Regions from separate parts of the Mus musculus genome. Here region 1 is linked to region 2. Evidence: chromatin loops called from intact Hi-C (ENCODE). Cell type or tissue: left cerebral cortex. All regions are shown on one strand. Each heading gives the region's core, and the rest is flanking DNA. Links, peaks and the distances in the headings are about the cores only.

Region 1 (12,664 bases), core at 2,614-10,613, 240 kb before region 2:
GGTGTCTCCTCTGGGGACAGTGTCGCTGTCTGCTGTGTTTGAAACCAAGATATACCAGCACCAACCAGAAGGAACCTGAACTGCTGGTCAGACAGGGCTCCTGTGTCCTTGCTTCTGCTGGCACAGGTTTCTCAGGATTACTTTGGAACAGATGCTGTGTTCCACTCACCAGTGATCCTAAGATCCTGGGTGTACTAGGGCACCTGCTTCATGGAGTGTCCTCTGGTGACCGTGGGACCATTTGTATCCAAGTTGGCCTGGAGCTGACTCCAATTGGAAGCATGGGTGTTCTTTTTTTTTTTTTTTCAAGTTACCTTATCTATAAATTAATTTTATGGCATTTTATTAGATATTTTCTCATTTACATTTCAAATGGTATCCCCAATGCCCCCTATACCATTCCCTGCCCTGCTACTCAACCCACCCACTCCTGCTTCCTGGCCCTGGCATTCCTCTCTACTGAGGCATATGATCTTCACAAGACCAAGGGCTTCCACGCCCATTGATTGCTGACTAGGCCATCCTCTGCTACATATGCAACTAGAGTCACAAGCTCTGGGGTGTACTGGTTAGTTCATATTGTTGTTCTTCCTATAAGTTTGAAGACCCCTTTAGCTTCTTGTGTACTTTCTCTAGCTCCTTCATTGGGGGTCCTGTGTTCCATCCAATACATGACTGTGAGCATGCATTTCTGTATTTGCCAGGCACTGGCATAGCCTTACAAAAGAGAGAGGTATGCCAGAGTCCTCTCAGCAAAATCTTTCTCGCGTATGCAATAGTGTCTGGGTTTGATGGTTGTATATGGGATGGATCCCAGAGTGGGGCAGTCTCTGGGTGGTCTTTACTTCTGTCTCAGCTCCAAACTTTATCTCTGTAACTCCTTCCATGAGTATTGCTCTCTTAATTTGATTTAATTTTTCAGTAAATAGTGTTAGAAGCCATTTAGGAAAGGCTAAGTCAAGGAAATGAGTTTTTTGAAGATTGCCCATCATTTTGCATGGAGGTGATGGATGAGCACTGAGAATGCAGGGTCTTTACAGACTTCATCTGAGGATTGCTTCTTGCTGCTGATTTTCCTTTCCTGTCACTATTACATATCCAAATGATTCTGGGGCACTAACCCACCCTATTTGGGAAATTTCTAGAAGAATCAATATGAAGATATAATTTCATAAAGTAAGAAGTTGTATATAACCTGATTATTTCAAAACTCCTGATAATGATTTTGTAGAATTCCTAAATTGATACAAGAAATCTCAAGTCCTTTATTGTATACAAGCTCAAAATAGAGCTCTTTAAACCTTGTGTGTCACAGGCTAATTGCACTAGGAAAAGAAAGAAGGCTTAGAAGCAGTTTAGGATCAAGGAAAACATTCATTCCAGGTTAGGAATGAGGCCACGATCTGTTAACTAAAGGTCATCAATTGGGAATAGATAATTTATCATAGGTGCAAGGACAGAAAATAAAATAATGGACTAGTTTATCTGTATAAGACATAAAAATAAGACACAAGGCAGAAGCTTTGTTTCTTGACAAAACTATGACATAAAAATTATTGCTTTCAACTTATAATGAAATTATTGATCTAGTCACAGATAATGAGTGTTTAGTCAGGTAATAGTCATAGCAGAATGGCATATAGATAATTCTTTTGTAATTCCTTAAGTTTTATTGATTCATGACATGAACCTTCCACTTACTATGAACTTCAGAATGTAAATGTACTTAGAAAATCATGTGATCAATCATCCTGAGAAACTATAAATGATAAGTACAACAATAACGAGGCAAATTTAGCCCTTCTCTGCTTAATCTAGTATGTGTGTCTCAGGGTGTGCTTGAATTTTTTTCATTCTTTTCCTTTCTTTTCTTTTCTTTTCTTTTCTTTTATTTTTTCACTGATTCAGCTATCAAAATCTAAGCCTCTCAACTAGCCACTGAGACAGAGACAAAAGAGTATAGTAATTAAGCCTTCTTTGCTTCATCACCTGCTGTATCTGCAGTTTGTTTGTTTGTTTGTTTTTGTTTTTGCCAGAGGCTAGATGCTATTAGCCGCAGACTAGCGATAAATTATAAAATATAAATTATAAAATAAAAATTATAAAATCTATCAATAGTAAGATACTTTTGCTCCAACAATTGTGAGTTTTGCCCTGCAATAGCTAACATAACCTATACCTGCCTGCCCTGGTCTACTCTGGAAGTCAGGCTGATCACTAGCAAAATAGGAGGTGAATCTACAATTTACATATTTTTCTTTTTCTTTTTCTTTCTTTTTTTTTTTTTGGTTCCTTGGGACTCTTTATTTATTTATTTATTTATTTATTTATTTATTTTTTCCCATTTTTTATTAGGTATTTAGCTCATTTACATTTCCAATGCTATACCAAAAGTCCCCCATACCCACCCACCCCCACTCCCCTACCCACCCACTTCCCCTTTTTGGCCCTGGCGTTCCCCTGTACTGGGGCATATAAAGTTTGCGTGACCAATGGGCCTCTCTTTCCAGTGATGGCCGACTAGGCCATCTTTTGATACATATGCAGCTAGAGACAAGAGCTCCGGGGTACTGGTTAGTTCATAATGTTGTTCCACCTATAGGGTTGCAGATCCCTTTAGCTCCTTGGGTACTTTCTCTAGCTCCTCCATTGGGAGCCCTGTGATCCATCCATTAGGTGACTGTGAGCATCCACTTCTGTGTTTGCTAGGCCCCAGCATAGTCTCACAAGAGACAGCTACATCTAGGTCCTTTCGATAAAATCTTGCTAGTGTATGCAATGGTGTCAGCGTTTGGATGCTATAGAGAACCCTGACAGACACACAGAGCAATGGAGAGATCAATGTTCCAAAATAATTTGACATTATTATTTTATTTTTGAAATTATAATTACAACATTTCACTACTTCACCCTTCTTTTTTCTCCCTCCAAATACTTTAATGTACTGTACCACTCCTCTCTCAATAAAATTAATGTTTAAAAAAGCTAATATTTGTTGTATGCCGCTCAAGTCATATAATGGTACTTTTATGTATGTGTTCAAGGCTGACATTTGGTATAGTAGTACATTATTTCTGAATATGCATATTTATGGACAAGTCTCAACAATTTGCTGATTACTACTAGCATCATTGTCAATTAAGGTTACATTGATATAATATTATATATAATGTGGGCAATTTAGTAACACTTTCTTTAAAAATAGAAATTATTAAAGCTGGGGCAAGTCTTAAGGGATGACTCAGCCAGTAAACCTGGGTAAGAATTATATTACCAGCATCAACATGGGGAGATTCACAACTACCTATAACAAGCACCAGGTCAGTTGAAGACCTTTTTCTGGTTTCAGAAGATAAAGCATATATGTACACTTTCACACACACACACATACACACACACATACATACATACAGACATGCATACACATACACACACATACACACCCACACATACACATATACACACATATATACAAATAAAATAAAACTTTAAAAGGAGAAAGGCTGTGAGGTTAGCTCAGTTGTGCAATATCTGCATAGAAGAAAAGGGACTCTTACCAGTTTTTAACATTCTCAGGGGGAAATTATTTTTGTTACAAAAGAAACAGCATCTATATGTGAAGAGATTCTTAATATAAATATTTGAGGAGTAAATGAGGCAAATAGGAAAGAAAGGCACTCTGAATTAAAGTCTTATAGCAAAATATAAAGAAATATAACTTAAAGATAACATTTTCCAACTATAGATGTAAGAAGCCCCAAGATGCTACCAGGAGAGCCTGGGAGTGTAAAGACAACAAACTCTCTACTGATTGGTACAAACTTTTAAACATGAACTGAATTCATTTTGCTTATTCTTATTTTATTTGTTCAAACCTTAAAGACATTAACAAAAACAAACCTGGAAAAGTAGTTCTCAAGATAAAGTCTGTCATAAAAGCAGGTAAATAGGAGTCACGCATATGGTCACTTGATCTTTGACAAGGAAGCTAAAACCATCCAGTGGAAGAAAGACAGCATTTTCAACAAATGTTGCTGGCACAACTGGTGGTTATCATGTAGAAGAATGTGAATTGATCCATTCCTATCTCCTTGTACTAAGGTCAAATCTAAGTGGATCAAGGAACTCCACATAAAACCAGAGACACTGAAACTCATAGAGAAGAAAGTAGGGAAAAGCCTCGATTATATGGGCACAGGGGAAAAATTCCTGAATAGAACAGCAATGGCTTGTGTTGTAAGATTGAGAATTGACAAGTGGGACCTCATGAAACTGCAAAGCTTCTGCAAGGCAAAAGACACCGTTGATAAGACAAAAAGGACACCAACAGATTGGGAAAAGATCTTTACCTATCCTAAATCAAATAGGGGACTAATATCCAATATATATATAAAGAACTCAAGAAGGTGGACTCCAGAAAATCAAATAACCCCATTAAAAAATGGGGCTCAGATCTAAACAAAGAATTCTCACCTGAGGAATGCCAAATGGCTGAGAAGCACCTGAAAAAAGTGCTCAGCATCCTTAATCATCAGAGAAATGCAAATCAAAACAACCCTGAGATTCCATCTCACACCAGTCAGAATGGCTAAGATCAAAAATTCAGTTGACAGCAGATGCTGACGAGGATGTGGAGAAAGAGGAACACTCTTGCATTGTTGGTGTGATTGCAGGCTTGTACAACCACTCTGGAAATCCGTCTGGCGGTTCCTCAGAAAATTGGACATAGTACTACCGGAGGATCCAGCAATACCTCTCCTGGGCATATATCCAGAAGATGTCCCAACCGGTAAGAAGGACACATGCTCCACTATGTTCATAGCAGCCTTATTTATAATAGCCAGAAGCTGGAAAGAACCCAGATGCCACTCAACAGAGGAATGGATACAGAAAATGTGGTACATTTACACAATGGAGTACTACTCAGCTATTAAAAAGAATAAATTTATGAATTTCCTAGGCAAATGGTTGGGCCTGGAGGGCATCATCTTGAGTGAGGTAACACAATCACAAAAGAATTTAAATGATATGTACTCACTGATAAGTGGATATTAGCCCAGAAACTTAGTATACCCGAGATATAAGAGACAATTTGTAAAACACGTGAAACTGAAGAAGAATGAAGACCAAAGTGTGGACACTTTGCCCCTTCTTAGAATTGGAAACAATCACCCATGGAAGGAGTTATAGAGACAAAGTCTGGATCTGAGACAATAGGATGGACCATCTAGAGACTGCCATATCCAGGGATCCATCCCATAATTAGCCTCCAAACGATGACACCATTGCATACACTAGCAAGGGTTTGCTGAAAGGACCCTGATATAGCTGTCTCTTTTGAGAGTAGGCCAGGGCCTAGAAAACACATAAGTGGATGCTCACAGTTAGCTATTGGATGGATCACAGGGCCCCCAATGTAGGAGCTAGAGAAAGTATCCAAGGAGCTAAAGAGATCTGAAACCCTGTAGGTGCAACATCATTATGAACTAACCAGTACCCCAGAGCTCTTGACTCTAGCTGCATATGTATCAAAAGATGGCCTAGTAGGCCATCACTGGAAAGAGAGGCCCATTTGACATGCAAACTTTATATGCCCCAGTACAGGGGAACACCAGGGCCAAAAAGTGGCAATGGGTGGGTAGGGGAGTGGGGGGTAGGGTGTGGGGGACTTTTGGCATAGCATTGGAAATGTAATTGAGGAAAATACGTAATAAAAAAAATAAAATAAAGAGTCATGCAAACTTCAAGAAAGTAAAATGTTGGCCACAGCAGGCTGTACTTGACTTTGTGGAAAAGGGAGGCAAGAGAGCTGAGAAATACATTATTAGTGAAGATTATCGCTTATCTAATAATTTCTTGTGCTAGAATGCCTATATTTTAAAACTTTATGATATATTTTAACAACATATGACATATGACAACTTTCTGCAGTCTGGAATCGGAGAGGTGAATGGTTATAGAGGATCAATGTCATGTTAAAGTGAATCTTTCCCATATATTAACTTTATTTCTCTCTATTCACCCCACCTAGCTTACTTTTTTTGCATATCGCATTTCATCAACCAAGGCAATTTTTCCCAATCCTCATCTCATTAGAACATACTCCATTAAAGCAGGCCATTTTTCCTGGTAACTACTGCTTTAGCCTTATCAAATAGTCCATTAGCTAACAGAGTTAGTCACACTTAATAAATGTTAGTTGAGTAAATAAATTTTCTTTGGCACTGAAAATGACAAAGATACATTCATTGATTGGGTGTTGCTACGTGACAGTTGCTTCCATGTTAGCTGCCCACACAAGGCTTTCTGCAGAGAGAATTTTCAAGAAGAGAAAAAGAACAGTTCAAGATAACATATTTTAAGAAGATAACACTCTTGTAAAAAAAAAAAAGTAACATACTAAAAAAGAAAATTTGGGACATAGTGTAGAATTTTAAATATCCCACATAAAAATAACAAAAAGTCTTATGAAATATATGATTTAAGAATAAATTCATAAATTACTTGTACTTTTTTTTAAATTTCATTGTGAACCACTGAAATTTTCAAAGTATTTACAACAAGATGGAGGAAGGATTCCATAAGAAAGCAGGGTTTATTACAAGTTAGAAAATCATCTGGCTATATGCCCAGGAGAGGAATTGTTGGATCTTCCGGTAGAAGATTTTCTAAACTTCCAATTTTCTGAGGAACTGCCAGACTGATTTCCAGAATGGTTGTACCAGCTTGCAATCCCACCAGCAATGGAGGAGTGTTCCTCTTTTTCCACATCCTCACCAGCATCTGCCATCACCTGAATTTTTGATCATAGCCATTCTGAGAGATATGAGGTAGAATCTCAGGGGTTTTTAAATTTGCATTTCCTTGATGATTAAGGATGTTGAACATTTCTTCAGGTGCTTCTCAGCCATTCAGTGTTCGTCAGTTGAGAATTTTTTGTTTAGCTCTGTACCCCATTTAAAAAAAATAGGGTTAATTGTTTTTCTAGAGTCCATCTTCTTGAGTTCTTTAAATATATTGGATATTATTTCCCTATGATTTAGGATAGGTAAAGATCCTTTCCCAATCTGTTGGTGGCCCTTTGGTCTTATTGACAGTGTCTTTCCTTACAGAAGCTTTGCAAATTTATGATGTCCCATTTGTCAATTCTTCATGTTACAGCACAAGACATTGCTGTTCTGTTCAGGAAATTTTTCCCCTGTGCCCATAACTTCGAGGCTTTTCCCCACTTTATCCTATATAAGTTTCAGTGTCTCTGGTTTTATGTGGAGTTCCTTGATCCACATAGACTTGACCTTAGTACAAGGAGGTTAGAATGGATGAATTCGCATTCTTCTATATGAGAGCTGCCAGTTGTGCCAGCACCATTTGTTGAAAATTCTGTCTTTTTTCCACTGGATGGTTTTAGCTCTCTTGTCAAAAATCAAGTGACCATAGGTGTGTGGGTTCATTTCTGGGCCTTCATTTCTATTGCATTGATTAACCTGTGCTCTACTATGTTCATAGCAGCCTTATTTAGAATAGCCAGAAACTGGAAAACACCCAGATGTCCCTCAAAAGAGGAATGGATAAAGAAAATATGGTACATTTACACAATGGATTATTACACAGCAACTAAAATGAATGAATTTATTAAATTCGTAGACAAATGAATACATCTGGAGGATATCATCCTGAGTGAGGTAACCCAATCACAAAAGAACACACATGCTGTGCACTCACTGATAAGTGGTTATTAGCCCAGAAACTTAGAATATCCAAGATACAATTTGCAAAACAAATGAAACTCAAGAAGAAGAAAGACCGAAGTGTGGGTACTTCGTTCCTTCTTGGAATGGGGAACAAAATACCCATTGAAGGAGTTACAGAAATAAAGTCTGGAGCTAAGATGGAAGGAACGACCATCCAGAGATTGCCTCACCTGGGGATCCATCCCATATACATATACCAAATCCAGACACTATTGCATTTGCCAGAAAGATTTGCTGACAGGACCCTGACATAGCTCTCTATTGTGAGTATATGCTAATGCCTGGCAAATACAGAAGTGGATGCTTACAGTCATCTACTGGATGGAACAGAAGGCCCCTAATGAAGGAGATAGAGAAAGTAACCAAGGAGCTAAAAGGGTCTGCAACCCTATAGGAGGAACAATGATATGAAATAACCAGAACCCCCCAAGAGCTGTGTCTCTAGTTGCATATGTCACAGAGGATGGCCTAGTTGGCCATCAATGGGAGGAGAGCCCTTTGGTATTGTGAAGACCATATGCCCCAGTACAGGGGAATGCCAGGGCCTGGATTCAGGAATGGGTGGGTTAGGGAGCAGGGGAGGGGGAGGGGTATAGGGGACTTTGGTGATAGGATTTGAAATGTAAATGAAGAAAATATCTAATAAAAAGACTTTTTAAAAAAAGAAAGCAGGATCTAGTCAGTGAGTTTATCACCAAATCTACCACAGCACTGGTGATAACTCATGAAAGCTGTAACCCTACAACTTTCTATATCTTATGAATAATGTTGAATTTCTTGGCTTTGTATGTTGCATTTCCATTCTCAGTTTTATGAGTATTCTTCCTTCATTCAGAAATAAATGTTTAAATTCAGAACAAATATCTATAGTGTTTACAATTCTGAAGGCTGGACAGTATATATCCAGGAACATGAAGATTCAATAATTGTTCAGAAACGATTTTGTCCTCCACAGAAAGATGTTATCTCCCTAAATTGCCTAGTGAGAAGACTTGATTTAGAAATTATCTAAATCAAGTACTTGCCTTAATTCATCTGTTCTATCAGATTCCTGTGATAAGATCTAAATAAACGGCAAATCATTTAAAGAAAACCACATTTTTGCTTCATGGTTGTAATTATATGTTATAGAAAATATTGTACATTTAGGAGGATTCTATTTTTATATTTATGAATTTTTATAAAATTTGACTATGAAATATGAAATAGAATCAAGACCTTAGAAATAGCTTTTTTAGAGACTAATTAGAATTGATTCTTGTCCCTGAGGCATGACTAACAGGGTTTCATATAGACTCTCATTGATTATACCTTATTGTATAATTGAGCAATTGGTGAAGTGTAATGCACACTAATAAAAGAATTTCTGGGGTTTGAAATGTTAACTTATTACATCCATTTTAATAATATTGACTATCATTGCTATATTTAATACTATAAAAATTATTATTATTATCATTATTATAGAAGAGTATGAGTCTACTGCTGCTAGCGTTTTTGTGAGCATTTCCATACATATTTAAGATTTTATTTTTTCTCTCTTCCTCCCACCTTTAAGGTCCTGGTTCCTACTTCCATGCTTTGCCTTTTTCCCTACCTTTTAATTTTTCTTAAACCTTCTTTTTTCAGTTCTCATGAGCCTCTTTCTGGTTTCCTGTGTTTTACCTTTATTTTTTCCTACCAATATACTTAATAGTTTAAGGTTAGTATTCATATGTGAGAGAAAATACAAATTTGTATTTTTTAGCCTGGGTTATCTCAATTTATATAATTATTTTCCATTTCCATTAACTTTTTTACAAATTTTATAACTTCCAATAGCTTTATGGGTGACTGAATATTTCATTATATATAATATTATATATGTATATATTACATATGTATATTAACATTTTCATTTTTCACTCATATGTTCATGACATCTAGGCTATTTACATTTACTTACTGTTATGAAAGCAACAAATATACCTGTGCAATGATCTATAATATGAATGAGGTAGAATTCTATATACAGGAATTACATTGTTATATTATATGATAGTTTCTGTGAGTTTTAAGAGTAGTTACCACAGGGTCAAAAAAGAATAAGAGTTGGATCATCTGGAAAATCAAACAACCACTGCCTCTCTTTTGAATACATACCTCAATTATCATTCCATATTGCTGTAATATGCAACTACACATCTAATAGAGGTCTAATATCTAAAATCAATAAAGAATACAAGAAACTAGATATGAAAAATAATAACTCAATTAAAAATGGGATACAGAGATAAACTGAGAGTTCCCAAATAAGGAAACTCAAATGGCTCATGAACACTGAAGTATATGTTCAACAATATGCAGGGAAATGTAAATTCAAACTAATTTATGATTTCATCTTATAACCATTAGAATTGCCAAGATCAATAAGACAAGTGACAGCTAATGATGACAAGGATCTGGAGTTAGGGGAATGAGCACCCATCCATTGTTGTTGGGAGTACAAACTTGAACAACATTATGGAATTCAGTTTGGCTGTTCTTTAGGAAGATAGGAATTGATCTACCTCCAGATGAAGCTCTACCATGCCTGAGTACATACACAAAGGATGCTTATCCTATCATAGAGACACTTGCTTAATAATGCTTATTGTACCTCTTGTCATAATGGAACAGCTTGACTATCACTCAACAGAAAAAAAATGATAAATAAAATGAGGAATTACAAAGTGAAATATCACTCAGCCATCAAAAATGAAGTCATGAAATTAGTTAAATAGATGAAACTAGATAAAGATCTTCCAGTGTGAGGTAAAACTCAGACTCAGAAAGAAGAATGTGACATGCATTTGTTTATTCTGAATATTAGTGGTTATATTAATGGTAATAGAACCTCGTCATAGAACCACAGTAGTTAGTTATAGTAGAAGGGATTGCAGGTACATAGATAGGTTTCCCTTGGAAAGACAAATTAGATACTTCTGGAAAGGCAAGTGGTAGGTGATGGTAATGGGAGGGTCAAGCAGGGAAGGGGAGGAAATCAAAGAACAGAAGAGGGAATACATGGCAGAGACAGCTAAAAACTAAGGGCTGTTTGGGGGGGTAGTATAGAAACCAAATACAATAGGAGCTAGTTACAATATATGTACATATTTGAAGGCAATCAAGTATTGGGTGAGACATAGCCCCTACCAGAAATTGCTGTCACCAAAGGAGCTTCCAGTATTGGGAACTGGTTAAGTCAAATTGAGTTGTGCAATGGGATTCTGTGTGAATTCCCAAACCACCCAAACTGTTGCTAAGGCAACAATCTCTCTATCTCTGTGTAAACTGACACCAAAGACCTATTGTTATAGATTGATTATCTTGAGGGCTAAAGAAGAGTGATCAATTTCACCTAAAGAGAAATTAGATAAGGTTATAAAATAGGCTGAAAAACAATGGCCGCAATAAAAACAAATATAGATAGGAAAGGATCTCTGTCATCCCTAGCAGTGAGAGCTTTGTTATGTTTTGAAAAGTATCTTACATATCTGAAGTGAGTAAGTTGAAACTCTGATAAGCAGATCTTTGAGCAAGACTCACTTTAGAGAAAGATACATATCTATGTAACACAATTTTACTGCAATAAGAAATGAGAAGTCTTCTCACTGCTAATATCCCAGCACATAGACTGACATAATACTGGAACAGAATACAAGAGTTCTACATCTGAATTGGAAGGAATTAGGAAAAGAGAATGAAAAAAAAATCTCACTGCCTGACTGCAGAGTGGCATACTTCCTTCACCAAGGCCACAATTATTCTACTCCCTATGAGTCTATATTTTTATTCCAATCACCACATTCTATTCCCTAGCCTCCACAGATTTGTAGCTATATCATAATATGAAACTGCATTCAGTACATCTTCAAAAGGGCCCATAGTCTATGAAATTCTCAAAAATATTTAAAAATTCAAAGTTTCCTTTTAAACTCATGGCAATCTCTTAACTCTGATCCTCTGTAAAACCAAACTAAAGAAGCAGACCATGCACTTCCAATATACAGTGGTACAGAATATTCATTTTCTTTACAAAACAGACAAAAGGGAACACAGTGAGAAAATAGTGGGTCAAAACAATTCTAAAAACCAGCTGGGAAAATTCTAAATTTCGTATCTTCATGTTTAATGTCAAGATGTTCTTTAGATCTCCAACTCCTTTCAGCTATGTTGATTAAAATATACTTACCTCTTTTCAGCTGGTTCTATTCTCTGTTAACAGATTGTCTTGGCAGGTATATCAAAACTCTGGCATCTCCAAAATCATCTTGGCGTCTCCAAGGCAATCCAGGCTACACCTTCACAGTTTCATTTCACCTATTAATATTCTTATCTTCCAAAATGTCTTTAACTGGGCCTCCACAGTTAAAATCACCTAAGGGTGCATCACTGTCTTACATACTTCTACTAATATGGTTCATTACACCTCACTTAAAGCATTCCGCTTCTTTCCTAACCCAAACTTCCAAAGTAGACATTCCTTCCAACAAAAACATGGTCGGGCCTATCACAACAATACTCCATTTATGTTACCACCTTTATTAGTTAGAGTTTCTATTGTTGAACTAACAAACCGTGGCCAAAAAGTAAGTTGGGGAGGAAAGGGTTTATTCAGCTTATACTTCCATATTGATGTTCATCAGCAAAGGAAGTCAAGAAAGTAACTTAAGTAGGGTAGAAACTTGGAGGTAGAAACTGATACAGAAACACAATGGACAAGTGCTGTTTATGGGCGTGCTTCCAAATTTTTATTCATCATGCTTTCTTGCAGAATTCAACTCTACCAGCCTAGAAAAGAAAACAACCACAAATGGACCGATCCCACTCCCTTCAATAACTAATTAAGAAATATCTTACACCAGTATCTTATGGAATCATTTTCTTAATTG
Region 2 (12,664 bases), core at 2,330-10,329:
TCTCTTCTCCTCTCTTCTCCTCTCTTCTCCTCTCTTCTCCTCTCCTCTCCTACCCTCCCCTCCACTCTACTCCCCCTCGCTATTATTTTTACTTGGAAGTTTTACCAGAAAGGACATTTTACTCTTCCTGGGACTCTGTAGTGAGAATATTGGGTTCTTATAAAACATAGAAATATCATATGAATATGATTTCATATTAGTCCCAGATGTGGGATATGGTACTGCTTCAGATTATGCACAGCAGCTGACTATGATTTGCCTTGTGCTCTAGCAGGAGCATTATTTTACTCTCTGCAAGTAGTTTCTTCAAGTGTATGATGTTTGGAATTCTGGGAACTTTTCAGAGGATAAATAAATGCTAGAGCCCTAAGAGGTGGTGGGACTGTTGTTGTTGCTCTTGTTTGTTGTTGGTTGCAGTTTATGAAGTAGTTATTGGAAACAAGGAAACAAATCAAGAAGAAATTAGATATCCTGGAGGCAAATATTAAACTTGCCCCAAAGAACTCAATACCCCTAATCAGCAGGATGTGGTCTAACGATAATGTGGCTCTTTCCCCCTCTTCCATTTTTCTTCTCCTCTCTAGTGTTAGAAGTTTGAAACAGTGGAAGCAAAAAGAACCTACAAAGTACCAAAGGGCCAGTTACAGAACTCTCTCAACAGGAATCACCATCTGACTGCCTCTAAAGGAGACCCTCTAGGTTATTTCTATTAAATACATTGAACACTCAAATTGATGATACTTGTTATCTACCTATCCATTTATTTGTATGTTTATCCATACACCACTTGTTATTTACTATTTTAATTTGGCAGATTATATATTTATTAACTCACTTATAGAAAATTGAAACTGTAGTTTACCTAAGTTTTTCTCAAGATCATACAGAGTACCTTAATTAAATAATCATGAAGATGGTATCAGAAAACTATTCCATCAAATCAGCTATATAGGAAAATAACATGGAATAATGAGGATACTGAACAAAAACATATTTAAAAGAAGAAAATAAAAAAAGTCCCAGTCACTATAGCCTCAAATCAAGAAAAGTAGAGAAGAGTAAAATGAAAAGAAAAACTTATCCTTTCACTGGGTCCTTGCAGCTGGGGCAGACCCCAAGTTGGTCTGCTCCCTTGAAAACCCCATATCCTCATCCATCCTAGAGGACCGAGTGTGCTCAGAGCAGTTGGTAAGAAACTGCACCCCCCTACCCAAGTCGCAGAGCTGCTCCTGGAAGCATGGTGGATTCCAGACCTATCACCCACCAAAACCCCCACCCTCCGGAATAGCACTCCTCTTCCATCCCTTCAACCCCTTCTGCCTTGTCCTTTCTGCCTAGCTTAAGATTTAACAGTTCTGTGCATCTTAATCATTGTCAGTTCATTTCTTCAGGTGCTTTGTAATAATAATAATAATAATAATAATAATAATAATAATAATAATAAACTTTAAAAGCACTTTTATTGGAGTCATCCACCATATTTGTCTCTTCTAATCTTTTCCCTCTATCATATATAGTCTCTTCTTTTCACCTTGGTCAATTATGGGACACTATGTCAATCACCATCTACTGCTAATTAGATGATTCTCAGAAGAGGGCTAAAAAATTATTATTCTATCAATATAATGATCATTCATTAGGATTTAATCTAATAACATTTCTATTTCACAGAACAATGATAGTATGTTCTCCCCCAGGGACTATGGCCTATATATCCATAGGACTTGGACTGATAATGGTGCTAGGTGACAGTTTCATCTTTTGAAGTAATACTTAAATCCAATCAGAACATGGTTTATTACTCCCATGTTTGTTCCATTATTGCACCCATGGGCATATCTTGCCAGGGCAGTCATATTGTAGCTCAAAGTGTTCACATTTAGCAATAATAGATGGTTATTTTCTCCTCTGGTAGCATGCATACCACGTTCCAATATCATGAAAGCTAGTTAATAGTCATGAGTCTTCCAAGTCAGTGCCATGTTGATTTCTCCTTGTTCTATAATCCAAGCATATGATGCCCTCAGCAGTGTTTCCTACTGTTTAATTTTAAAAGTACTTTTAAATTTTTGAATATTAGAGTATTGTTTCCTGGGAATTATTCTAAACATTCTTCTAGTATATGACTTGACATTTTATGTTCTTATCTTCAATATGAGAAAATTTTATTTCTCTTTGTTGTATAATAACTACATGCCTATTTTATGTCTTTCCCCATAGGCTTTGCTTTTGATTTAGTTTATGAAACACTACAACCAAACCAAATGGCAAAGATTAAAAAAAAAATCTTAATACTAGTTTATCATTCCAAATCATATAAAATAGTAAGTATTGTTTAGTATTATTGCATTTTGAGAATTATTAAAAGGAGACAATCATGTTATCTGATATCCACTCTGTAAGGGCATTGTCTTCTCATTCTCTTTATTGTGTCTTAAATATAAGTGATTCAATCTTAGTGAAATTTTGTTTATTACCTTTTATTTTGTGTGATATGTAAATCATAGTGTTTTTTTTTAACTGATTTCTTAAATATCATGTTCTAGATCGGGAATTTCTATTACCATTTTTTCTATGATTTATTTTGAGTTTACTTTTTTAAAATAAGGACTATATTTAAATGGGCCTGGCTTACAGGTTCAGAGGTTCAGTATGTTATCATCAAGGCAGGAGCATGGCAACATCCAGGCTGATATGATGAAGGAGGAGCTGAGAGTTCTACATCTTCATCTGAAGGTTGCTAGATGAATACTGGCTTCCAGGCAGCTAGGGTGAGGGTCTTATATTCCACACCCACAGTGCCATGCCTACTCCAACTGGACCACACCTACTCCAACAAGGTCACACCTACTCCAACAGGGCCACACCTTCTAACAGTGCCACTCCCTGGCAGAGCATATACAAATCATCAGTTTCCAAATTTCATCCCTGTAGCAGGTCTCAGTAACACATTTCTCTTGTGCTGCCAAATAGGGTCTTTATTGAATACAATCCCAATCATGAACCACAGAGGTTGGTGCTGGGCAATTCAAAAGTAAGTCTTCTTTATCTTCATTGGCTGTCCCACACCGAATGCAATATTCTTCTAGTAAGTAGCCAGTGAGGATCTACAGTTTTTTTAGCACACTCAAATCTTCACTTGGGCACTCATCTTCACCATGTTTTTCTTTTTCCTCTTCCTCTTCCTCATTTTCCTCTTCAGGCCTCATGCAGTACCACACCTCCCTGGGAACCTGAATATTCTGGGCATCCAGCTGATGACAAGCCTGTTGGGTTCTTTACAGGTCTCCTTTGAGCCTCATTTTGTCCAGCTTACTCTCAGTCGCATCTGAAACTGCTCAGCGGCCTTTGCTTCATTTTGTTTTTTTTTACGTGAAATTTTTTCCTGTAGTTTTCCAGCCTCTCCTCTGCTTTCCATTTTAATAATGACTGGTGGCCTATGCCACTTTTTCCTGTTTTGACATTGAGAGGAATTGGTTCAACAATACCATCTCCATTCTTACTTTTTTTAATTAGATATTTTCTTTATTTACATTTCAAATGTTATCCCCTTTCCTGGTTTCCCCTCCAAACACCCCACCTGCTCCCCCCTTCCTCTGCTCACCAACTCACCCATTCCAGCTTCCCTGTCCTGTCATTCCCCTACACTGGGGCATCGAGCCTATCCACTCTTGCATCCCATCTTTTGGAGCAAAGCGAACCCTTTGGTTTTACAGATGAGTGCATTCTTCAACCCGATGTCTTTCCTGCTCTTCTTCTTTCAAGCTCTTCTGCTTGTTTCTCAGATTAGCTTGCTATTGCTTTTCTTCTTTTGGACAGGCTTCTCAGATCTGCCTCAGCATTGGCACACAAGGTCTGACGTCTTCTTGAACATTAATAGAGGAGTCCGACATATAGTCCTGGTCTTCTACTTAGCTCATGAACAGCCCAGTAGATATGAATAATTAGTTCCTGTTGTAGATAGCCCTGGGACTAATTATATTTAATGTTAAATCTGTTCTTCTGTGAGGGTCTGTGAACAAGGAATGAGTCAGCGCTCAGGGGATTTCCTGTAAACCTGCTTCCCACCTTAATTTGTAAAATAAAGGAGAGCTGATGATTGGGCAGATAAAAGGGAAGGTAGAGCAGAAAGGGGGAGAGAGAAGAAGGAGAAAATAGAGAAGGGAGAGGATGCAGAGGAGGAGGAAGACAAAGATGAAGAAAAGTGGAGCAGAAGCACATGGCCTAGAGAAACAACAAGTTCTAAGGGGTCTCATAAGCTGTGGAAGATGGTAGTGTAATGGTAGATCTGCCCAATCTAGGAGCACAGCATGTAATCATATTAACTGTGTTGTGTTTTCACTGCCGGGGCATATTTGGGAGGAGATTTACTGGAACAATTTCTACTTTAAAGCTGGGGAAATTGAGGCTCAATCTGGCTAAATAATTTGTTCACAAGCACAAAGAATACAGGTCTTGGTGATCTTGTTTTGATGGGGCATAGCTGATCTATGATGGGCAGTCATAGCCAACTTGCACCAAACTCTGTCATTCTCCAGGGCTTCTGAACACCCTTAAATCAGAGCTTTACTGCCCTGATCCAGTTCGGCTGAGGGTGAGCTGTGCATGACTGAGTTTACTTTTTAAAAATTGTAGTCTATTTGTGTGAACAGAGGTATCTCACTAAACCTGAAGTTCATTTTTTTTAACTAGAATAGCTGGCCAACACACCCTACTGACCCTCCTGTCTTTATGTGGTCACAGCTTTACTTTATATGGGTGCAGAGTGTGTGAGCTCAGGTCCTCGTGCTTACACATGATACATTTGAACCCACTAAGCTGTCTACACAGCTCACAACCATTTTTGTACTAGATTTTTATCTCAGTAGTCATCATTCTTCACAATATAATTCTATAGCTCAGTCTTGCAGTGTCATCCCTTACTATTGCTCTGTGTATACTTGCTCTTACCAAATAAGCCATTCATTCCCTTTATTGAAAACATTGCATGTGTGTGTGTGTGTGTGTGTGTGTGTGTGTGTGTGTGTGTGTGTGTAATTTGCTTATACTATCACATATACTTGAATTCTTGGCTCTTCACTTGAAGTAATGTTTTTTTTTTTTTTTTAACCTAATTGCCTAGGAAAACATTCCCGATTACCACAAGCTGTGTGTGCTTCATTCATTGTTTAGGCCATCAGAAAATGATGTTTTTCATATTTTCTCTTTAAACTGTAGAGTGAAATTTATAACTTATTACTTTGGTTATTTAAATTATTTGTCCCTATATTTGCTTATTCAATTACATCTCAAGCTCACTGCTTCTCCCATTTAGTCATTCAGTATATACCTTTAAATATAGATAGACTGTTGCTACTGTAGTAGCAACCTGTCAAGGTTAGGTTTGGAAGAAGCACATAGTTTCTGGCTAGGAGAACTAATATGGATTGAAACTAACATTTTCTTTGATATTAGAAAATATTTAAAACTAAAATATATACTGATCTCTCCCAAGTTAAGCATAAGATATTGACTTTTGGTAATGGCTATATTTGAGCATGTGCTCTTAATCTTGTGTTCATAAAAAAAAGTATAATGTAAAGTGAAGAAAAGTACCAGAAAAAACATCAGTCTATAGTTTTCAAGATATCTCTCCATTTTATAGTTTCTCAAAGAGCTATCCTTTTGAATAAAAACACAGAAACGGATTTTATTTATAATTCTGGTGACAATATTTAATCCTATCAAAGTCAGCCTTCCCAAGTGTAGGGTTGTTAGAGAGTGCCTCATCAAAATTAGAACTCAATTTTTGAATCTTAATAAGGAGAGAGATTGATTCTAGAGACATGTATATCATAAATATATAGGATGAAGATATAGTTCATTGAATTGTCATTGCTTTAAGAAATAGTTAAATCTGTATACTTACTGAACATATATTGGGAAAATTAAGGTGAGATAAACAATATTTCTAAATAAATATTTATAGATTTATAGATTGACTATAGATAGATAGATAGATAGATAGATAGATAGATAGATAGATAGATGGATAGATAGGTAGAATCTGATGTCCAAGCTAATACAAATTCTTTAAGATACAAGTGTCTCTGCTCAAAGAACTATATGTGTGGGAGATAGAGATAAGAGGGAAGAAAATCAGGGTTTAATGTTATTTTATAAAGTACATCAGGATGAGATGGAAGTTTGATCTATTGAGTATGGTTTCTTGAAACAATGTAACCATGATCAATGATAACAGTGGTTATGAATATTAATTATCAGCTATTCAGTATATTTCATGTCACCAAAAACAAAACCTCAAGAAACTAAAGTTTTCATATTATGATAGTTTTGATATTATTTACTATAAGATCTTTGACAGTACACAATAATAAAGATTTAGTTTATCTAAAATAATATATGGAAAGTGACATGTATAATTTGAAATAGTATTATAAATGATACACACTTTCTTCTTTAAGTATAGCATAAACATAACAATGTTTTTTTTTTTATATCATGATTAATGAAAGGTAATGGCAATCTCAGTAGATTCCTTTCACAGATCTTTAAAATATTCTTTCTGATTGTTGTCTATAAAATCTTCTTTATTATCTTTGTGCAAAACTTATAAAAGCTATAGCCAAAGACAAAGCCATCTTATATTATGATCCCAAAGCACAGTTGCTTAGAGACTTAAAATAGAAAGTAATTTCAAGTGAGCTCATCCAAGCTTTAGCCTACGCAGTTCCTTTTTTTGCACAAAATGACTTGGCTAACATTCCAACCAAGGACCATAAACCAGCAGTGTGCATAGACACTGAGAATAAAGATATATTTAGATAGATTGCATGGATTGCAGAGGACCAGACCATCTGTCTTTAACACAGTAGAATGTCATTTTTATTCCAGTCAAAGGCCAGGATTTTCCAGCAATGTTCTGTAGTTAAAGATACAAAAAAAGTAATTTAACAATTAGATGTGTATGCCATTCACAGAAAAGCCAAATGCATCTGTGTTTCTAATTATTACACAATATTATGAACTGAAAGATGTAGTTATAATTTCAAAAATAATGTCTTAGAATTTTTCCATTTATCCTCCTTCACAATATGTTAGTGTTGCTATTCTAAACATACTGGTCTGTCAGGAGCTGTTACCATGTCTACCTCTTACCCTGGAGAGTGAGTTTCTCCAGAATGTGGAATATCTTTTTATTTCCTCTTTCTCCATGTTGCACAGTAGTTAGGATGTGATCTACAAATACTTGTGAATTTCTGTTGAATGAAATTCATATTATAGAATACAAGTTGGTACTCTTTGCTTCATGGAAATAGTTTAAGAAATAATATAGGTGGGTTGGCTGGCTAACTTTAACTAGAATGTTATTCTTTAAAGATGTCTTTTCCTCTATAATTAGAGTTCACAAATGAAGTAGGACACCAACAGAATCATTGAATGTTCCATTGCTTTTCATTTCTACTTCAGACTCACTTCAGAAATTTGCAGTTGTTGCATGCTAAATGCAAAAATATCCACCAATAAGTAAGAGTGGGTTTTCCAATGAAACATGACATCAAAGAGGGATCTTTCACTCAAATTAATTGCTGAATTTAATTTCACAATTATAACCAAATCAATTAAAAACCATTATAGCTGTTATTTTGAGTTCAATCATTGTGATGTATCTTTCACTGAAGTGATGAAAAAATGTGTAACGTTTAGCCATGATATTCATAATCCTTTGCTCCTTTGAAAGGACTTACTGAAAAAAAAATTTTACTGACTACTTGAGGGAAGTTGTAAGATATACAAAGAACCTTAGATGGTAATAATGTAACAAAACCTGTGAAAAAGTGTAAGATTTGCGTAAGGTATGTGTAATATTAATAAAAGGACATTGTTTATGTGATGAATAGTTAGTGATTTTACCATGAAAAAACTATTAAAAATGTTCACCAATTACCAGATAATTATATTTAAGTATATATGTGATGGTGACATAATACTTTTTTTCTCTAGGGCTGCCAATGTAGTTTAGTTTGGAGAGTTCTTGCCTGCAATGCACAATGCTCTGGATTCAATACCCAGCCCTACAAACACTGGGAATTGTAGTGTTGTCTTATAAACCTGGTACATGGGAGATAGAAGCAGGAAGATAAAAAGTTCAAGATCATTCTCAGGCACATAATTCACTAACCAAAAATATATTAAATGATCATTAAATCATGTTGTCTTAATAGTATATTTTGTAAAAGTAACTTTTATTCTGCAGATGTAATTGACATCTCAGAAGCTAAATGATGAATAAGATCATCCTACTACCTTGTCCTGATCTCTGATGGCTGGTTCAACTCAGCTGCTCTGGCTCAAACTTCTTTCCAAGCTAACTGATTCAAACTAGCTTCTCCTTGTAGCCTCCCCCAGGCTTGAGTAGACTGGCTCTGGCCTTGCTGCCACTGAGAATGAGACCACCTGGGGTAAAGCTTTCAGACCTGGACCTAGATGGCTCTATTGTTCTGTTATCTGCTGCTGCTCTTCTCCAAGACACTGCTACCTGCTGAGAGTCCCTTGAAATATCAGGGAGACCAAGCAACCCAGTAATTAACACCTACTTGCCAAAACAGTTCTTTCAGATAGATCACCTACAGGCTATAGACAGGCATCAAGAATGGATCTGCGGGAGATGGGCTTTCCGTTTATATAAGCACAGATTATTAGTATACTTTGGGGCTTTGATCAGAATATTGTCTTGGCCTTGTCTTTTCTCTATTCTCTTTCAGCCTCAGCCTGCCTTTCAGGAGTACCCGGTTCCTGGCTTCTAAATAGATTGCTCTGCTTAGTAAAACTGCCTCTGAATTCCAAGAACTTAACTGCACTAACTACATGGAACTGCACTGAGCTCCACTCAAACTGCTCTACACTCAAATGAACTTAGCAGAACTGACTGACATTTTCTTTCTACAGTGCTCTTTGTAGTTGCCTCTCTTTCCTGTCCTTTGGCAAGAGAGTTGAGTGTATCCTATCTCTGACTCACTCTGTCAAACCTTTCTCTGATTCATCACATTGTCTGCCCCTCAATTAGATATCACTTTCACTTATGATTGCTTCTTTCTATTAACTAACCTTACCTATACTGTTTGTGATTAAAAGTGGGTACTAAGGGTGTGTCCATATTCCACCCAAAGAGATTAAACTCTATAGCCTGTCTGCATTCCGGAGGCATCACACAGACCTAAAAGGTCTTTGGATGTGATCCCTAACCAGAAAAGCCATGTTGTTGGATCAAAATTTCTCTACAGAATATAAATCAAATAAATACTTATAAGCAAGCCTAATATTTTGTGGTCAAAATATATCACAAGTGAAAGACCCACAACGTGAGGACTCCCCCACGTTCTGACTCAGGAGAGGCGACACCCCAAAATCACCAACGAGAAAACGGTCTTGTTGCAAATTGCAAGAGGATTTTTATTCAAGAGCGCTCTCGGGCCCACGGTCATACACCACGCAGGGGTAGAGGACTGTGGCGCCCCGAGTAGCTGAGTTAGGGGGTATTTAAAGGAGAAAAACCACAACTCAAGGAGGTGGGAAGGGCGTTGTTGGAAAATACCAAAAAATACCAGATAAGAGTCACAAGGAAGTACAAAGTCACAGGTGTCACAAGGAATACCTGGTAATTGTTAACTCTCAAGACAGTTTCTAAGAGCCCCTAACAATAGCACATTTGCATTGCAGCTTCCGGTAATGGCCAGGGTGACTTTCTTTGAATGAATACTCCTTGAACTCAGGAAGTGGGTGGGTGGAGGAATGTCACTATCTGTTTTATGATTAGCATACCTTGGAGCACTGAGTTTACTACTCTTTCATTCCCCCCTTCTTCTTGTTAGTAGTTCTAATCTTAGAACTAGATACTATCTTTTTCCTGACATACTTGATCCTTTATGGCATGGTACTGTTGTCTCAAAACTAAAAGCCGCACTGCACTAATTTTTGTTCTAATAAGGGTGACTTGCCTATTTAACACACATGGACCTATAATTAAAAGCAGAAGCAAAATCAAAAGGGGTCCCATAAAGGTAGAAAGTAGGGTGGTTAAGAGTACAAGATAAGGGCCTTTCCACCAGAGTCTCAAGGTTTTTTGCGTGGAGACGTCTAATGTAGCAGGTCTTCTTTTCTTGAGTAGGCCTTCTGGAGCTGCTTTTTGCTCGCTGTCTCACTCACTGGAGCACCTTGAGCCTAGAGAACAAAGGCTGGGAAAGCAGCATGTCAGCACTATGTACAGAGGCTATTTTTACCAGTGGAGGGGGGTCAGTCTAAACTGTCCAGGGGTGTTTCTATCCCTGAAGAGCACAAAGGGTAGGAGAGCTATCCAATCATTAGCGCCAGTCTCCGCTGTCAATTTGGTAAGGGTCTCTAATGGTTCTATTCGTTCTCTCTATCTGTCCTGAGCTTTGGGGCCTGCGTGCACAATGTAACTTCTAACCGATCTCTAATATCTTGGCCAGTCCCTGATTTACCTGGGCAACAAAGACAGGTCCTTTATTGGATCCAATTACCTTGGGAAAGTTTCTTTTAGAAATTCTACCTCGTCATAGCACAGTCCTTGCAGCTTTTGACTATTTCTTCTGCCAAGTCAGAGAGTCCTGTAACATAGTAGTCAAAGGACCTAACCACACCTTTGAATTTCTTGGCCCCCAGGCCAAGTCAAATACTGTCCATAACTTGATAGTGCTCAGCGGTGTATCTAAAGCTGGTCTCTCTGATGTCATAATAATCTTTAGGCTCCTTGACTGCCAGGATCATTGCTCCTTGGGCCACCTGATTGGCGGTTAGATCTGCCACCTGATTTTTTTTAGCCACAGCATCTTAGGTCTTTTTCTGCAGATGTCAACAGCCCTCTTTGTATATTGCCCCGTACAGTGGCAAAAGCATACCTGTTGTCAGTGTAGACTTTTCTTTGCCATTTATAGAGCTTGTCTTAAAGTCATAAGTTCAGCTTTCTGGGCCGACGTCCCTCAGGAAGGCTGCTGGCCTAGATCACTTGCTTTCTGTTCACCACCATACTGCTGTCCCTGCCTTCTGCTTACCTTTAACCTCGAGGCTACTGTCTTTAGGCCAAGGCTGATCTGATCCTTCAGATCATTTCTTCTGCCAGAATGTCAGCGCAGTGATGAGTAGGTGCAGTCTCACGCAGTGGGACAGCAGGTGGAATGAAGCGAAGATCACTCATTTAGACAACAAAAAGCTCTGATGTGTCACAGGAGCGTTGGTAATGCTTTCAAGAGTGTGGGATGCCACTACAGTTATTTGCTGTCCCAGAGTGAGCTCATCAGCATCCTTGACAAGCAGATTATGGCAGCAATAGCTTTCAGGCAAGAAAACCACCCGCTGGCAACAGGGTGTAACTTCTTGGATAGGTAAGTCACTGGCCTTTTTCAAAGTCACAAAGTCTGAGTAAGGACTCCTTTGGTGACCCCTGCTCTCTCTTTTACATAAAGAGTGAAAGGCTTGGTTAGGTCAGGCATAGGCTGGCCATCAGTAGGGCCTTTTTAATCTCTTTAAAGGCTTTCTGGTGATCTGGGGTCCACACAAACACCTCCCTTCCTTGGTTAGGGGGTACAACTGGGCAGCTAAGGTCACCAACCCAGGTATCTAGAGTCTGTAGAAGCCAGCAGTACCTAAGAATTTTCTTGTTTGCCTTGGTGTAGTTGGGGTGGGGATCTGAGTTACAGTCTTTTTCTGGCTTCTTTTAGCCACTGCTTTCCACCTCGAAGGGTGTATCCCAAATAAGTCACTTCAGTCTGACACAGCTGAGCCTCTTTAGCTGAGGCTCGGTCTTCAGTTGCCCAGGTTTCCTGTCTAGATCCTGTCTTTTCTTTTTCTCCTACCACTGTGGCAAATTTCTTTCTTGTCTACTATCCCTCCTGTTTTCTCTTTCTTTTGCCTCCTGCCTCTCTCTCTCTCACACACACACTTTCTCTGCCTCTTTTACTAGATCGCATAACTGTCTCCTTCTTGTAATACACCTTTTAATCTCTGAAGTTTCTTTCTGATATCGGGAGCTGACTGCCTTATGAAAGGCCATGGCCACTGAGGCCTTTTGGGCTTCCGAGGTAAGATCAAAGGGAGTGAACCGCCTGAAGGCTTCCATAAGCCTTTCAAGGAACACAGAGGAAGGTTCGATCGGCCCCTGCATTACCTCTTACCTTAGCCAAATTAGTGGGCCCGTTTTGAGGCACCTTGGAGACCGGAGCCTGGTGATAGATTTTTAAGCTCTCCCTACCTTTAGCCATGTTGCAGTTTCAACTGGGGCGAGTCAAAGGGAATCCCATGTCGATCTCATTTTGTAGCTGTGTAGACCGCCCGTTGGCTCCCAGGCTATTTTTCTAGCCTCTAACAGAATTCTCTCTTGCTCTTCGGTTGTTAAAAGCATCTGTAACCGCTGTTGACAGTAATCCCAAGTAGGCTGATGAGAGAACATAAGGAACTCCGCCAACCCTGTGAGGCGTTGGGGATCCTGAGAAAGGGGGTGGTTAGTTTTCCAGTTATAAATACCAGCAGAGGAAAATGACCAGTACTGAAGGGTTTAAAGTTTGGGCGGGTCCACCAGAGTCCGCCCGGACTCTGCTCTGTGGGTCGCTGTGGCTCCATGTACTCACAGCGGTCCGCCTCTCAACGC

Evidence for each region. Hi-C counts contacts between places; a loop is a spot of excess contacts. Peaks named below come from ENCODE experiments on the same cell type or tissue, not always from the same donor. Only the 100,000 strongest peaks of a DNase experiment are listed, where the experiment ranks them.
Region 1: it touches region 2 in a loop (5-fold over the local background); 2 of 42 quality-filtered maps call a loop at or near these places.

What each region holds. Positions count from the first base shown.
Region 1 is chrX:65,179,284-65,191,947 of GRCm38, reverse strand. No RefSeq gene overlaps it. Among named protein-coding and RNA genes, the nearest start is that of Ctag2, 140 kb to the right of the region's middle. In left cerebral cortex, for the core only: no CTCF peak of the experiment used is centred there; DNase peaks (open chromatin) are centred at 6,269 and 6,692.
Region 2 is chrX:64,935,364-64,948,027 of GRCm38, reverse strand. It overlaps the pseudogene Gm14673. Among named protein-coding and RNA genes, the nearest start is that of Ctag2, 110 kb to the left of the region's middle. In left cerebral cortex, for the core only: no CTCF peak of the experiment used is centred there; DNase peaks (open chromatin) are centred at 6,779 and 7,150.